Regions from separate parts of the Homo sapiens genome. Here region 2 is linked to region 1. Evidence: read pairs that join two places in POLR2A ChIA-PET (ENCODE). Cell type or tissue: CD4-positive, alpha-beta T cell. All regions are shown on one strand. Links, peaks and the distances in the headings refer to the core of each region. The heading gives the core; the rest is flanking DNA. Region 1 overlaps GALM (galactose mutarotase). Region 2 has its middle 19 kb from the start of HNRNPLL.

The links. Peaks named below come from ENCODE experiments on the same cell type or tissue, not always from the same donor. Only the 100,000 strongest peaks of a DNase experiment are listed, where the experiment ranks them.
Region 2: POLR2A ChIA-PET joins it to region 1 with 5 read pairs; 9 of 35 experiments call an interaction of 5 or more read pairs at or near these places.

The regions. Positions count from the first base shown.
Region 1 is chr2:38,681,265-38,684,183 of GRCh38, forward strand. GALM (galactose mutarotase) reads left to right here. Exons shown (of 7, transcript NM_138801.3): 3 at 16-222. LOC124905993 (a long non-coding RNA gene) reads right to left here. Exons shown (of 3, transcript XR_007086292.1): 3 at 2,619-2,919. Among named protein-coding and RNA genes, the nearest start is that of GALM, 17 kb to the left of the region's middle. In CD4-positive, alpha-beta T cell, for the core only: a CTCF peak has its summit at 1,117; DNase peaks (open chromatin) are centred at 1,117 and 1,617; H3K4me3 peaks cover 1,718 bases; H3K27ac peaks cover 1,441 bases.
Region 2 is chr2:38,620,557-38,623,475 of GRCh38, forward strand. No RefSeq gene overlaps it. Among named protein-coding and RNA genes, the nearest start is that of HNRNPLL, 19 kb to the left of the region's middle. In CD4-positive, alpha-beta T cell, for the core only: no CTCF peak of the experiment used is centred there; a DNase peak (open chromatin) is centred at 1,875.

The DNA.
Region 1 (2,919 bases), core at 144-2,643:
AACACTTTTTTCCAGGTGCTCTGGACCCCTCGGGTGCTGTCAAATGGCGTCCAGTTCTCGCGCATCAGTCCAGATGGTGAAGAAGGCTACCCCGGAGAGTTAAAAGTCTGGGTGACATACACCCTGGATGGCGGAGAGCTCATAGTCAACTACAGAGCACAAGCCAGTCAGGCCACACCAGTCAACCTGACCAACCATTCTTACTTCAACCTGGCAGGCCAGGTAAGTGAACTTGTTTCTTCTTTCCTGCTTCGTGCTTTGTGGAATGTCCTGGGCTGTGGCTAGAGAGATCAGAGTAGTGTGGAATTGCTGTGGCAGTGAGGTCACCCTCATGATGATGAAAAGGGCCCAGCAGAGGGCTTATAGTAGGTGCTCAATAATTGAAAATTATAGAGAAAGACAGAATGATTACATTGTACTGCCAAGAGAAGTACCTGTTTCCCGTTTGCTTCAGACAAGTAACTAGCTGTTTCAAGAACTCCCTCTCAGAATCTAATTGTAACATGTGCTTATATTTGCTTCCCTTATTCCACGTCTACTCCCTGCAAATTTGTTCCAATTAAGGTGCCTTCCACCCTTGGAGCTTTGGAAATGGGCATGGTCCAGCTCCTTTAGATATGCTGCCAATATGTGTGTGCTTCCCCTGTGAGCCTGCCAGCTCCTCCCAGGGGTTTGGGTGGGCCAGTCCTGCCCTGCGCAGTACCGTGGAAAGAGCACTGGACTTGGATTTAGAAGACCTGGTTTTTTTAGCTTAATAAAGGCATATTCTCAATTTCATAGTAATAACACTACCTACTATTTGTCAGCTGCTGTTAGAAGCCCTTTATGAAGTTGTTGGTTAAGACACTAAAATCAACCCAGCAGAGGGATAAACCCCAGTGGGGGACCACTTGAACTGCCCACATAAGAGTGGTGTAGAGCTGCTGACAACCCCCCTTAAGTGATCCCTTCTGAACTACCTCATTCCCTCCTAAAGGTAACAGTTTAGCTCATTGAGGAGGATATCATATCAGACAGAATAAAAAGCTTAGCTAAACTCTGTAGATTATATCTATTACTTCCTCTTTATCTGAAGAACTCATCATTGTCTACTATACTTGACTCACTTTGGCCTGATTTTCTACCGCAAGATGGTGTTCACAGTCAGCTAGTAATATCTCACCTTTTTATACTGTTTCAGGAGTTTGCTGATGATCTGCTGGATTCTGTTTTCTAGAATTTTCCCAAATTGCAGAGTTAATTGGTTCTTGTAAAATTTCCAAAGTTCTCCCTTTAAAAAAGTTGACCCTTCACTTGCGGGTTCCTTATCCTCAGGAACTTTCACCATCCTTCTTGAAATCTTAAAAACAAGGCCAGGTGCTGTGGCTCATGCCTGTAATCCCGGCACTTTGGGAGGCCGAGATGAGTGAATCACCTGAGGTTAGGAGTTTGAGACCAGCCTGACCAACATAGTGAAACCCCGTCTCTACTAAAAATACAACATAAGCTGGGCATGGTAGCGTGGGCCTGTAATCCCAGCTATTCGGGAGGCTGAGACAGGAGAATCACTTGAACCTGGAAGGCGGAGGTTGCAGTGAGCTGAGACTGCGCCATTGCACTCCAGCCTGAGCAACAAGAGTGAAACTCCGTCTTTAAAAAAAAAAAAAAAATCTTAAAAACGAAACAAAAGACAAAAACAAAACAAAAACCCTCAGACCTAAGAGGATCTACTTCTTAAAATAAGTTCAGAAACAAACGACAGAAATAGAAGAAAGTATTGTTTTATGTAGGTAAAAAACTCGGTGATAATTCTGTTTTTTACATTTTTTGCATACTTAGGACATCCTATTTAATAATAGGGAGGGGAGATCTAAAGGAATAGATTAGAAATAAAAAGAGAAATTATGCATGCAGTATTCCATCTGCCAGTGTGTTCCAATGAAGGAGACAATATGGGAATGTTAGGTTTACTAAGGCTTTTTACGACTCTTCCAATCCTGCAGGGACTTGGAGTGACGGGTATTTCTGAATCTCTTTTCAGAGGCTGAATAGTTTCCTAGATCATAGACCCCACCCAAAAGCGCGGTCAATGAACTTCCTTCCGTATACCACAGATTGAATATCCCTTATCCAAAATACTTGAGGCCAGAAATGTTTTGGATTTTGGAGATTTTCAGATTTTGGAATATTTGCGTTATATATACTTATTTGTTCAGCATTCCTAATCTGAAAACTCGAAATCTGGAATGCTCCAGTGACTACTTCTGAGCGTCATGTTGGCACTCAAAAAGCTCAGATTTTGGAGCATTTCAGATTTTAGATTGTCCTCTTTTTTTTTTTGAGGTGGAGTTTCACTCTTGTTGCCCAGGCTGGAATGCAGTGGCACGATCTCGGCTCACTGCAACCTCCACCTTCTGGGTTCAAGCAATTCTCCTGCCTCAGCTTCCCTAGTAGCTGGGATTACAGGCGCCCACGACCACGCCCAGCTAATTTTTGTATTTTTGGTAGAGATGGGGTTTCACCATGTTGCCCAAGCTGGTCTCGAACTCCTGACCTCGGGTGATCCACCCGCTTCAGCCTCCCAAAGTGCTAGGATTACAGGCGTGAGCCACCGCACCTGGCCCCAGATTTTAGATTTTCAGATTAGGGATTTTCAACCTCTATCTTAGTAAGCGTAGCTTGAATCCACAGCCACTAACTTCAGGTTTGAAGGTGGATGGGGGCACCAGCCTTCCAAGGCACTCCGGTAGGAGTGGATGATCACCAAGCCAGACCTGGAGTCAAGGGCCTCTGCATCTTCAGAATATCTCTTGCCATACCTTGAGAAGCATTATCATATATCTCAAACCCTCCCCAGGCACATAGCTCAAAACCTGATATTTAAATTAGTCAGCTCATCTTATATATTTTTGTTTGTTTTTTAAATTTAATAAGTGGTAT
Region 2 (2,919 bases), core at 325-2,824, 61 kb before region 1:
CATAACAAGGAGTTGGAGGTAGCAGCTGCAGGCATTGATTCAATATCTCAATCGTGGCAGAAATGGCACCTCTGTAATTTTCCACTCTTTTCTTCAGGGTCCAAGATAGCTGTTGCAGTTTCAGGAATCACATATATATTGTTCAAGGCCACAGAGGGAAAAAAGAAGGCAAAGATGGTACCAACTATATCTTTCTTTATTGTATCATCTTATTGGCCAGAACCATGTCACGTGGCCCCCGATTTGGCTGGAAAAGTTCGTATCTATACCAGGAACTGCCATTGCTGCCCTAATAAAATTAGAATTATCTCAACAAGAAAGAAGTGGGAAATGGTCACTAAACAGGTAACTAGCAGTGTCTATCACAGTCTTCAAAACAAATTGTTGTTCTCTGGAATTTATACTTTCATAAGATCATAAGTGATTTTTAGGTGGTGATATAGAAGAAAGACCTGGAAAATGTTGATGAAACTAAAGGTAGAGATTCTGGTGTTTTATCTTTCAGATGACAAACTTTAGCCTTTTTATAGCTGACATCACTTAAATGTCTTTCCTGTAACAAAGACCAGGAAGAAGCCACAGTACCACAAAAATATGAGGCTATAAAGAGATGGAATTCAACCTAGATGACCATCAGTGGTGGACTGGTTAAAGAAAATGTGGTAATATACACCCTGGAATACTATGCAGCCATAAAAAAGAATGCAATCATGTCTTTTGCAGCAACATGGATGGAGCTGGACACCATTATCCTAAGCAAATTAACTCAGGAACAGAAAACCAAATACTGCATGTTTTCACTTAGAAGTGGGAGTTAAACATTAAGTATACATGGACATAAATAAAGGAACAACAGACACTGGAGCCTCCTCGAGGGTGAAGAGTGGGAGGAGGGTGAGGATCAAAAAACTACCTGTCGAGTACTATGCTTATTACTTGGGTGAGAAAATAATCTGAACACCAAACCCCTGTGACATGCAATTTACCCATGTATAAAACCTGCACATATACCCCCTGCAGCTGGAATAAAAGTTGGGGGGGAAGAAGGGACATATTTTAAAGGGAGCGAGAACTTTAGAAATTAACAAATAAATGCTCACAAAATTGAAAAAAAAATATATATATGGCATTTCTATAACATTTTCCAGCCATATTTCCTACCTCTAATTTCAGTTTTGGGTTTCTACACACCTTCTTGTATGTGGTAAATGTTGGCTCACCAATGGCATCAAGAACAGCACCACCACAATTGCTGTAAGAATTCTCGGCAGGGCGCGGTGGCTCACGCCTGTAATCCCAGCACTTTGGGAGGCCGAGGTGGGCGGATCACGAGGTCAGGAGATCAAGACCATCCTGGCTAACACGGTGAAACCCCGTCTCTACTAAAAATACAAAAAAATTAGCTGGGCGCGGTGGCGGGCGCTTGTAGTCCCAGCTACTCGGAAGGCTGAGGCAGGAGAATGGCGTGAACCCAGGAGATGGAGCTTGCAGTGAGCCCAGATAGCGCCACTGCAGTCCGGCCTGGGCGACAGAGCGAGACTCCGTCTCAAAAAAAGAATTCTCATAGGTGAATATTTGCATTTAATATCTACGGTATGTTCCAACGTAGCTATAAGAAGTATACTATAGACTCAAATGAGAACATTACACATCATTATGCACCAACAGTTCCCATACTCATGTCCGGTATAACCTTATTCCAGTTAGAATTCCAAATGCAGAGATCTTTGTTTTGCTTCTATTAACAGTGCCTGGAATAGTGCTGGAACACAGTAGGGCTCAATGAGTATTTGTTGAATGAATGACTGAATCTCTTCAGTCATTTCCCTTTTCTCCTTACTTCCCTATTCCACCTCCCGCTTCTTTTGCAGAAGAAAACCACAACATGTCTGACATGTGAGGGCCTTGACCACAAAAGATAGAATTGTTCCCTACTTCTCATTATATGCTATAGTATTTTCACATTGTGCAGCCAGCAAAATAGTATTACCAATCACCTGCAGATCGTTGAATGTCTAGAATTTTAAAATTATACCTAAAAGATATGATGAAGAAAAATAATTTGCATAGGCTTTACCTCTGCTCCTAGTATGTGTAAAAAGCATATTGTTATGGTTGTTTGTGAATGGATTCTTCCTGATCTGTGTCACAGGCAAATGCTCCTGTGTTCTTTAGGGTATAGTTTTAAGGAGCAGGGAGTGAGGTGGTCAGGATAGGATGTGTTTGCAAGACCGAATACAACACAAGTCTGAAGCAGGACATTTTTAAGCAGCCATTTTGATGTAGCCAGGTCAAAATGGCCCTGTATAAGCGTAAAATCCCGGTTTTTTTTTTTTCAGTGCAGGTAATGGATTCAACAGACATTCTTGAATTTAGTTCACCTCCTATCAGCACTATCACTAAGGTACTACCTACAAATTTAATGAGGTTTTTTTTCTAAACTGAGAATAATGGAATCTGTTTGGCGTGTGTGTGTATTTTTCTCTCCAACCAGAGTCTAATGTATATAAGATCAAGGATAACGTAATCAGGAGGTCTACAGAAAGCAGGCTGTTCATCCTCTAGTGTAGAACAGTTTAAAAACTCCATTTAGGCCGGGCGTGGTGGCTCACGCCTATAATCCCAGCACTTTGGGAGGCCGAGGCAGGCAGATCATGAGGTCAGGAGATCAAGAACATCCTGGCTAACATGGTGAAACCCTGTCTCCACTAAAAATACAAAAAATTAGTCGGGCCTGGTGGCGGGAGCCTGTAGTCCCAGCTACTCGGGAAGCTGAGGCAGGAGAATGGGGTGAACCTGGGAGGCGGAGGTTGTGGTGAGCCGAGATCACGCTACTGCACTCTAGCCTGGGCGACAGAGCGAGACTCCATCTCAAAAAAAAAAAAAACACACACACACCATTTTAAAAAATTTCTCTGG